Linked DNA regions of Mus musculus: region 2 is linked to region 1. Evidence: chromatin loops called from intact Hi-C (ENCODE). Cell type or tissue: gastrocnemius. All regions are shown on one strand. Links, peaks and the distances in the headings refer to the core of each region. The heading gives the core; the rest is flanking DNA.

What was found. Peaks named below come from ENCODE experiments on the same cell type or tissue, not always from the same donor. Only the 100,000 strongest peaks of a DNase experiment are listed, where the experiment ranks them.
Region 2: it touches region 1 in a loop (4-fold over the local background); 26 of 42 quality-filtered maps call a loop at or near these places.

What each region holds. Positions count from the first base shown.
Region 1 is chr8:13,675,378-13,680,743 of GRCm38, forward strand. Rasa3 (RAS p21 protein activator 3) reads right to left here and starts at 2,210. Exons shown (of 24, transcript NM_009025.2): 1 at 2,016-2,210. The coding sequence starts at 2,070. In gastrocnemius, for the core only: CTCF peaks have their summits at 1,141, 1,683 and 2,641; DNase peaks (open chromatin) are centred at 279, 1,190, 1,696, 2,267 and 1 more place; H3K4me3 peaks cover 2,799 bases; H3K27ac peaks cover 2,682 bases.
Region 2 is chr8:13,593,283-13,598,648 of GRCm38, forward strand. Rasa3 (RAS p21 protein activator 3) reads right to left here. Exons shown (of 24, transcript NM_009025.2): 5 at 4,932-5,008; 6 at 2,527-2,607; 7 at 2,053-2,125. Among named protein-coding and RNA genes, the nearest start is that of Gm34795, 12 kb to the left of the region's middle. In gastrocnemius, for the core only: a CTCF peak has its summit at 2,864 (motif pointing left); a DNase peak (open chromatin) is centred at 1,842; H3K27ac peaks cover 2,304 bases.

The sequences.
Region 1 (5,366 bases), core at 132-5,131:
TTATAAAGCACACCGGAAGCCCAGCTACCTAACCCACCTGGCTAGGAGTCCTGTTCTTCTGATAAGATTTCCCTGGGGACCCCAGTGATATCAAACAAGCAGGGCAGCCAAGAAACATCAAACCCAATCCAGTTGCTACCGATGTTTTCTGCATTCCAAAAGGCGAACCCAACACACATCTGTGCTCAGACACAGAAGGCAGGATCTATCTGCAGAGCTATGTTCCCTGCATACTCCATCCAGAGAGGGCAGGATCTATCTGCAGAGCTACTATGTTCCCTGCATACGCCATCCGGAGAGCACAGGGCCACCCCTCTTGAGCAGCCCTGCAGGTAAATACTCTTGAGAAAAAAAATGATGAGGAAAGATAAGGCAGAGACGCCTCTACCCAACCTCACTCACTGCCACCATCCCCCTATGCAGTCAGAGGCAATGAAGGCTCCAATCATACCCTTATTCAACGTCTAGCAACGGAGGAGGGACCTTCTGACTTGTCCCCTCTGCTGCTCCCCTAGTGAAGACCCGATTCCGGCAGACAGACTGAAGTCTTTCCTTCCCTCCTGTCTTATTTACTATGTCATTCTGGAAAAGAAATCCTCTTTGTTTGAATGGAACTAAAACCTTTCCCTGTGTGCACAGTAGCCGATGCTAGGATTGAAGCAAGCACACTGTACTGAAAGGGAAAGAAAGTCTTGGACCCTTCTCACCAACTGACCTGATTCTGCCCCAGCAGTATTCCACAGCAACCTCCCCAGATCCTTGAGCAAAAGGGCACAGCACCCCTGGAGCCTGGTGGACTCACTTGGTCAGAGGATCTGGCTGAAGGAAACTGAAGCTGGCCACCCTCACACAAGTAGTCTTTGCCCACAGAGGACAGAAAGCAGCCCCTTTCCTCAGATGGAAACTGACAGCAATTCCAGGCATAAGAGCAAGAGAAATCCCTCCCGTGCCCTCTGCTCCAGCCCAAACACCACATGCTCTCCGCAGCGCTTCTGAACCAAAGATCAAACTGTCTCGGGCGATGATTCAAAAGCAAAATAAAGCGGACAGGAAGCAACACGCTGATTGCGAGTAGCTGGCATTCTTCAGACAGCATCGAATGTCATCAACAACTGACACCAGGCTGTGACTGTTGCCACCCACTAGGGGCCTTTTCACATGGGAACAGGCCAGTAATGTGGGGCGCAGTTCAGAGGGAAAAGACTACAGGGACGGTGCACTAGGACCCAGAATTCCTTCCAAGAAAATTGGCCCCTGCCCAGTGTGTTAATGACTTGATGTGTAACGGTCACTTCAGAAAACCACTGTAAGGAAGTAGACTCACACGTCACTCACAAGATAAAAAACAACTGGGAAAAACGAAATCTCCAGGTTAAAAAAAAAAAAATCAGGAAGTCCTCTCCAGGTCTCTCCAGTTCCACTTCACTCCCCGTTCCTAGCGTTGCTGCCGAAGTCCCGACCAGCCCAGAGCAGCCTGAATGCCAGGCCTGCCGGCCACAGCTCCCACGGCCAGTTCTCAATGAAAGGAGGGGGAGGTGCTGGTGGCTCCATCACCAGGCCTGCAGCGCGCAGACACCACACACACACACACACACACACACACACACACACGGTCGCGCGCGTGCACGGCCTCGAAGCCTGCAGCAGCCGAAAAGGTGAAGGGGCGCCCCCTCCTTGGGAAATAAGTTCCTGCGCACAACTGTGGAGAGGACACCAGGAGACTGACATCAGTAGACCCGATCCCTGAAGTGGGAGCACCCAGACGGATCCGCGCGTGCTCGTGCATGTAAAGTCAGGCGCCTGGGATCTGGAGCGGTGCTGCGCACACGGACACACGCAGGCAACCACGCGCGCTCACTCCCACAAACAGACGCCCCCTGATACAGGTCCCTCCTCCCCCGCAATGCCACGGAGAACCGGGCAGTCTAGGCGGAGAAACACGAGGAGCCGGTCCAGCCCGGCCGGATACCAAGAACAGGGGTCTGGGGAGTTGCCCACGCCACCGCGGTCCTCACCAATCTTGATCCTCACGCTCTGGAAGACCCGCAGTCCCTCTTCCTCCACCGCCATGCTGCTTGTCGACCTCGCCAACGCGCGAGGGCCCGGCAGCGCGGCCGCAGAAGGGGGACAAGACAGGGGAAGAAGCCGGCAGACGGAGCCGAGCTGCGGATGCCCCCAGAGCCCCGCGCGCTGCGGTCCGCGCTCTGACCGGGTGCACCGCCTCGCGCCCTTCCATTGGCAGAGCTCGGGGGCGGGGCTGCGGGCGCCTTCCTTCGCCAGAGCCCCGATCTTCATTGGCTAAGGCTCTGCATGGGGTGGGGTAGTACGACTCCGCCTACTGTCAAACACTGCATTCCATTGGTCGGGTCTGTAAGGAGGCGGAGGCGGACTCTAAGGCGGGATCGGAAGGGACTTGCCTTGGAGTGCCCCTGAAGCGGTCCCTCTTCACAGCCCTCGCTGGTCCGGTCTCTCTGGACCTGGGACAAAGAGAGATCGTGAGTATTGATCTGTGTTTTGACCGCCAGGTCCCGTAAGACCGACTCGCACTTAAAATCTAAAAAGCTATATTCAAACAAAAGGTATGAAAGGAAAAGATTTCCTCTAGCCCCAGCTTCAGCGACTGAGAAAAGTGACACCTGCCGATCGCTCTGGAGAAATCAGAAGGTGATATGCTGTCAAAGTGAGGGCAAGTGGACCCTGTGCCCAGCAAGCAGTCCCTGCTTACCCTGTGGTGTGCTTGGGCAGCCTCAACGCGGCCCTTGAATTTAGCATTCCAGAACCTTCAAACCTGGTGCTTACTGGCAATTTGATTGGTATGCAACTTTAGAATTGTTGTATCTCTACAACGATACTGTGAGGTCCTATCCCCGATCCCTCCACTAAGTTTTTCCTGCAGCTGGCATAACTCCCAGCTTTCCTAGAGGGCCAAGAGCTCTAGTCCCTCGTTCCTTATAGTAGTCACAGAAGTGTCTCCCAGAGGCCCTGGTGGGTGGGGAGTGGCGGTAGAGATAGCCTCTGCAGTGGGTTTGAAGGAGGCCTGCCTTTCGGTAGGACTGAAAACGGAAGTGGCATCGCTTGAGGAGTCAGGAGGCTAGGTCATTGATACACCAACTGAAAGGTGTGACACAAAAATCCCTTGGTGCTATACGGTAGCTCTCTCACCAGCAGCCAAAGAGCAGAAATACAGTGTATAGGCAGGACACCCAGGAAGGTGCTGGAACTCCAGAGAAGCTGATTTGGAACCCTCCAGAAGCTGCTGTGCCATAGACAGGCTCTGACTGGGAAGAGAGGGAGCCGCTCTGGGTTAACACATCTAAAACCCTGAATCTCCGGCTCAGGAACTCAGCTTAGTGGTAGAGAACTTGGGTAGGAGGCACATGACTGGACAGGGATGGGGGTGGTGGTGGGGAAGGACACAAAATCACCAAAAGACTGCTTTAGCTGGGCTGCTGTACTGTGATAAAGCACCATGACCAAAAACAACTTGGAAACCATAAATAAATAAATAAATAAATAAATAAATAAGATGGGGAGGGGAGAGGTGGTGATCTCAGTGCAGGAGACAGAGACTGGCAGATCTCTGGATTCAAGACCAGCCAGATCTGCAGAGTAAGTTTGAAGACAGCCAGAAGTACACAGAGAAACCCTGTAGTAGACCCTTCTCCAACAAAAGGACTTGGGGAGGAATTGGTTTATTTTCCTCAGAGTTCATCATCAAGTCAAGGCAGGAACCTGGATGCAAGGACTGACAGAAGCAGAAGCCACTGGAGAGCGCTACTTATTGCCTTGTCTGTTGGCTTGTGCAGCCTTCTTTCTTACCCACTCCAGACCACCTGACCAAGACTGGCACTTCCCACAGGGACAGATGCCCGTAGAAGGACTAGACGAGCTAACCCTGAGCTGCCGCAGAGCTAGGCCCTGACAAAAGCGAGGACAGGGGCAGAAAGGGGACCAGGAGCTGACAGGAAAGCTGGTAACCATCAGCATCAAAGAGGATGTGGTAGCATCATGGCCACCAGGACAGGAGAGCCAGGAGAGAGACAGACACTCCCAGGAGAAGGCTTCCCCTGGATTAATTAATAAAACCAAAGGCAATCAGTCAGAGTGAGCAGCTTCCACACTGACGGCCTGCTACCGAAGATGAAGCTGAATTCTGAGGAGGACACCCGGGAGGTGCCTGCTCCACACAGGTGCACGCTAGACCGCTCAAGGGCATCCCAAGGGCAGGCAGCTGATTAGCAGAGGGTTTCACTTAGATCTTTCCAGGATGGCTAGGGCTTGCAGTCCCAAGGTCATTTTGCTCCAAATGCAATGCAGACTTGTAAAGCTAAAAAACCAACTGAGCCCTTCATAGGACTGGCTCACAGTAGTCTAACTCATACTCAGCTTCATGAAGGCACTATTGTGTTGAATATGAAGTTTGTGTAGGCAAATTTAGTAGACATCCGAACACCCATACAAGCCTTGAGCCTGTAGGCTAAGAGCTATCCCTGTTGGGAAGGCCAGTCAAGGTATCAGAATAGAAGGTGAATGGTAATAACACATCCCAGGACAGAGACCGCTGCTGCCCCTAGAGACACAGGAGGTCAGTGTGGTTCAGTAGATATGTTCCTGAAGAGGCAGATAGATTTTGAAGGGGAATAAATCACCACAGACTCAAGCCACTAGCCTCCTTGCTGCAGCTCTGGTGCCAGGTCAGATCTGCCCAGGCTGTCAGGAGCTGCCCCTTGCTATGGAAGGAATTGTAGTTTGTCTGCAGCCTCCAGGAATAGCTTGTCCCTACCCTGTCACAGCCCTTTTCTGCACTACCTCAGCCTAATTCATGAGTTGACACTGTAGTTAGCAAAAGGTTGTCAGGCAGGGAGAGAGAAGCAGACTTTGCTGAGGCTTAGAAGCGCCCAGAAGCAAGTTGACAGACTTGTGACAGCTACTTGCTGAAGCGTCCAGGAGTCCAAAGCCCTCAGGAAATCCCTCATAAACAAAGATGGACAATGTTCACTTCCCACCCTCCTCTGTGAAGAAGGGCCTGAGGCCAGCAGGTTTATTGTGAAACTGGAGTCACTTCTGTGACCCATCTCTAGCAGGCTGAAAGTTCTAGGTAGAGAGCCCTGTAGCTTATCTGCCCACGTGGCAGACCACCGCGCTGTCTGATTCACACTACCCTCGAGACTCAGGGAGCGAACACCGGGATGGTCTGGGGATGAAAATTCCAAGCTGAGCTTGGCTGGAGGAGCACAGACTGGTCCTCCAGGTTCTGAAGGGAACTGCCATAGGAAAGAGGAATGATGCTCACCAAACAGCCAGTCAGTCTAGCTCAGCCCTAGTAGAGCCATGCAGCCATAAGGCTATCGGCCATCACAAGCAGA
Region 2 (5,366 bases), core at 181-5,180, 82 kb before region 1:
TCTCCCCAGCAAGGAGGACCCTAAGGGAAGCCTAGGAGAAAACTGATGGGGAAGCTACTTCCTCCTAACATGCACTCTATGAGGGGCTACACAGTCGGTCAGGCAGTTAACTTTCCTCCCATGCCCCCCCAAATCTGTCTCCAGCTTAAGTCAAACAGTGATTTCAAGCCCTGCTAAGTCTTGTAAGCTGGGTGTAGCTGCTGAGTCACAGGACGGAAAGATTGACAGCAGCAACAGCAGCACCTGGAGTCTGAAATGGGAGGGGCAGGGGCCCCGCCTGCCTTTGGCAGTCTTATAGGTGCCCACGACGTGGTTCTCAAGCTTCTCCAAGACACTGAGTTAATCCTATGTGCTGGAGCTCATGTCTCTAGCAAGTAAATTGGCCACACACAGCGCCAAAATGCAGGGTCTCACACGGTAGGTACACGGTAGAAATGAGGTTGCCACCAGAGCAGATATGGTTTTAGAAGAGTCTGCCCTCGCTCCTACCATACCCTAACAGCCCAGTGGAGGTACTTCAGGGGCCTCAGACAAGGACAGACACTGCTGGCTTTGATTTTCAAAACCTACTAAACTGATATTTTCTGACCGCAAGTTCATGCATAGCGGGAGAGCCTGCGGTTGGAGTGAGCGCCCACTGCCTTGTCCCGCTCTGTGAGCTCTCCGACTGCCTGTATGGAAAGGGTTTCCTAGCCACACAGTGGTGGAGTACTACTCCCCACCACTGCTCCCCGCACCCCTCAGGCCGTAGACCTGCCTTCAGGCCTCTTGCTCCCTGCTTCCACCTAGCCTCCATTACAGAGGAGTTCATGGGATTGGCTCTGAAGATTGTCCACTGTTCTGACTCCTAACTTGATCCCACAGCACCCTTGATTATGCAGAATTACAGAGTCCCCATGGCTCTGACAGGACCAGTCTCAGGTCAGGAGCCCCACTCAGGCTACTCAGGAACCCACACTTGAGAAGCCCCACCCTCTGCAGCACTATAGCAGGCCTCCATGCCACCGAAGCTGTGTGGCTTTTTTTTAAAAAATCTATTAACTGTGTTTTTGTATCTGTGCAGTGTGTGTGTATGTGTGTAGGTCAAAAGTTGCTGTAGGATGTCTTTCCTCAACTGATCCTCACTGTTATTTTTGAGACAGGGTTTCTTTTCACTGATTTGGCTAGCCAATGAATATCAAGGACCCACCTGTCTCCTCACCCTAAGAACTAGAATCACAGGCGTGCACGCCCATACCTGGATTTTTAGTGGGTTTTGGGGACCTGAACTCAGGTCTCTATGTTTGCTTGTCCAATACTTTACTGACTGGGGCACCCCCCACCCCCCCACCCCCGGCATCCCACACTTCTTAAAAATTAAGGTCTAGCTATTTAACATCCCTTAATCTAAAAGTGGCTATGTAGACCAGTCTGTCTTTAAACTTGTGGCGATTTTTCTGAGTGCAAGGGAGTTACAGAGTTGGACCAGCATGTTATGGACAGATCACCATAACATGAGGCTATGAGCCACCTCCATCTTTCCCTTTCCCTCCTCCTGTGTGGTAGGCTCTGAAGGTGGGAACCGAGGCTTTGCTTGTCTCCCCAACCCCCCCAAACCTGGTGCTGAAGCACAAACAACAGGCACCAAGGCTGAGAGGAGCCTCCAGCCTCACCCTTCTTGACTCGCCCGCTCTGGTTCCGAGAGGCCCCAGGGTGCTCTGGGCTGAATCACTTCCCCTTTTTTTGCTCAAACCCTCACGTTTCCGGAGAAACGAACCTCGCCCTGCTTGGGGAAGCTGTGGTGAAGCACAAGCCTCAAAGCCAAACAACCCAACCCTGTGTCCTGGTAACTGTGACTCGGCCATTCCATCTGCCTCTTCTGACTGGAGCCAGATGGCTCAGGAAGAGACACTTGGCTTTGGTCTCCTGAGACTGAGGGAATCTCTAAGGGAACCAAATGCCATCCAGATCCGAGGCTCCCTGGGCTGGGCCAGGACAGCACCCGAGACACAGTCATGTGACTTGCTCCGGGTCTCTGCTGAGGCTCAAGGTTCTTCCCACCGAAGCACCGACCTCAAAATAAAACACCTCGTCAAACTGGGGGTTGTTGGTTTTCTTCTTCACCTTCGTTTTCTTTGCTTCAGACCTGTAGTGAAGAAAGGAAGGATTGGTTGGGAGAAAGAAAAAAAAATGGCCGTCAGCTCCAGATGGGTTTGAAACCAAGCTGTCAAGCATACAGTTGTTTACCACCTTTATTTATCTCGCAAGTATTGTCTCTCTCCACTCCCAGATGGTATGTAAAGCAGGGACCTTTTCTGAGCCCAAAATACCCAGTACAAGGCTCACAAAGGCTTTCCGGGAAACAAAGACAGTTTACAGCAATAAACCTATAAATCTATAAAACACATCCTACTTCAAAGTATACCTGCCCTCCCGTTAAAAAAGGTGCCAACCTCTTGGCTCCAGGGCTTTACCCCGCCCCCACCCCCCAGCCCCCATAACCCAGAACTGAAACTGGCAGGGCAGGGCATCAAAGGGACAACTTGCCTGAAGGGTCCGGCCAGCGTCACTGTGGCGTAAGGGTCACACTGCCCGTTCACAATGGGGAGACCCTGGCACTCGAAGATGCTGAGACACAGAAGACAGTGGTCAGGGAAAGGATGTGCCAAGCCAGTACTTACCGGGCCAGGTGTGCTATAGCCTGGCAAGTTCTGGCAAGAATGTGGATCAGCAGTTACCAAATGCTGCCGAAGGACAGGGGTCCAAGCAGGTGGCCTTCATCAAACTACGTCTTAGGGTATCGAGCCCTCTGGCTACCACCATCACAGCCTCTCCAAAGCACCTAGGTGACAGACAGCTAAGTACCAGCGTGTCACCCAGGGCCAGCACTGCCCTCTGCTGCTCAGAGGCCTGCACTCATAACTCCTTCATGGGTCCCCTCTTGCCTCCTGGGAGTGCAAGCTCTCAGCCTGGAATCCCACAACTGCCTATAGGCAGGAGATCTACAGTGACGGATCACGGTTGTCTATGTATTTTGACACCAGTATTTGCCTACACCGGCCTGTGAGTTCCGTATCTAGGCTTTCGGCTGACTCTTGGTTTTTAGTTCCCGTCTCCATTGATACTGGCCTTTGAGGCAGATGTTAGCCTCTGTGAAGTTTAGGAGGCTAGAAGAACACTAAGGGTTCCCTGGCTCCGGAGCTGGTGAACTAGCCAAGAGTGGGTGCTGGGGATGAAACGCTGGTCCTCTGCAAGAGCAGCAGATGCTCTTAACCACCAAGCCTTCTGCAGCCCAAATCTGGGATCCTTGAGATCCAGAAGCCATGTTTATCTGGCTTAGAATCAGGGATAGCCCCACACTGTGCACTTGTCTAAGTCCAACTTTTCAGGAATCAAGGTTCACGAACACAGGGCATGTTGCGTGGAAAATTAAATGGTAATCCATGCTACCGCCGTCATGGCACTGGCAGAAAAGTATCTTTCTCCTGCCTCCCATCTTCCTCTCTCCCACCCAGAAGTCCCGCCTCTGTCCCGCCCAGTGATTGGTCCCTTGAAATCTTTACTCATTAGGGGAAGGTTCTGCCACAAGGACATATCTGTGTGAATGAGAATAATAAGAAAACGTCCACCAAGTCTCCAGTCCCGAAAGGAAGAATTGGAAACCCAGTAAGTCCCCAAATCTTGAGTTTAAAGTACAAGAACTGTGGCGTTGTGTGTTTAATAGTCATGGGCTTTGCTCTTCAACTGAACCCTCAAGATGTGCCTTCGCTGAGTTGGTGCGGGGATGTTGAGTTATGGCACCATATTACCAGTGAGGAGCTCAACAGGGAAACACAGTATACGGAGATGTCTCGGAAGGTGGCATCTACACTAATTCCTGACCAAGCCTACGTGGGCAGCTTGGGTCCCACTGCTGCACTGAGGGGTGGGGTTGCTAACCTTCCCTTTTCATCTTTACTGGACAGCTGAAGGCGGCTAGGTGTGTCCAGTGGCCACGGCAGGATTAGTCTCTGACCCCCTTTTCTCAGGATCACTCTCCTATATCTTTATTGCAAACAGACTTTTTCTCTTGGCTGAGGCCTCCTTACAGCTCCTGAAACACAGCCACCACACTCAGGGTAGCGAGATGAAGGCTCAGCCAGTAGCCAGCCGGTTGTCAGTTTCACTGTGGGGTGTTCCTCTGTATTAGGACACAGCACAAGGCCTTAACTGTGGTGGACAAGTCTCTGTTCTTTGTAAGTTGCCTGGCCTCGGGTATTTTGTTACAGTAACAGAAAAACATGGTGGCATTCTTAATCACCAGAGCTCACTTCTACTTGCCCAACCACATGGAAGACTCTCCAAGACACAGCTTGAGTCCCTCGTGGAGGGAGAGGGGGCGCCTCTGAGACCTGAAAGCCATCTTGTTATAGTGGAGTAGCACTTGATAGAAGGAGAGGAAGCAATGAATCTGTCTTGTATATTTAGGGGCATGATATGAAAGGGCAGGTCTCAACTTGGTGTACAGTGCCAGGGTGGAGCCGACCTGAAGTCTGAATGCAAAGTGGAATGTGTCTATCTACATTCCCCTGGAGCCACAGATAGCTATAGAGCCTGCTACCCTTATAGAGGTGCTGCCGAGTGCTCTGCTGCTAAGTCCAGGGATTAACTCTAGCTAGGAGTGACCTCATGTGTCCATACCCACCCACGTGACCTCACTGTTGTTGCTCCAGTCCCCCTGCATGTCTGCTCATTTCTATTTCTAGCTCTGGAAAGCAGGGCCCCCTTCTCAGCTGAAGTGTGGTATGAAGTATGAAGTATTAGTAGGAAGTACGATTGAGTAAGTCAGGCTACCTGCAGGAGCTGCACATCACGCCCGGGGTGGGTAAGCATCAGCTCCAGGGGGGCAGGAGGGATGAGAGAGGCCACCTCTGGAGAAACGCAGTATGTCCTCAGTTCCCCAGGTGACTTACCGTGCAGCGAGTTTGTGGCAGACGACACCAGTGTCCGTAATGACCTCACTTAGTCTCAGCTCCAGGTGGACCTTGCCCTGTAAGGCACAAGGATGGTGTCACAAGCAGACAAGGATTGTGGGAAATCTGTGGCCCTTCAAGTGGCTGGTACTTGTGCCAGAAGGTGCCAGACCTAGAAACTCAGACTTGGAGAGGTAATGGGCTTAAAAGCATAAAAAAAGGACATGTGGACACGCAGACATGTGGCCCCTAGGAATGCTACGAATGCATATGTCCAGGGCATGTTATAGTGAGACCCAGCAGGAAAGACTCTCCCAAGAGGGCTGCGATCTCCATGGGGAGGCCAGAGCATTCAAGTCTCATTCTCCATGAAGTTAATTTTCATGAATGCTTCTAGAAGGGTGACAGGTAGCTGGCAACCCCAACCTCCTTTGT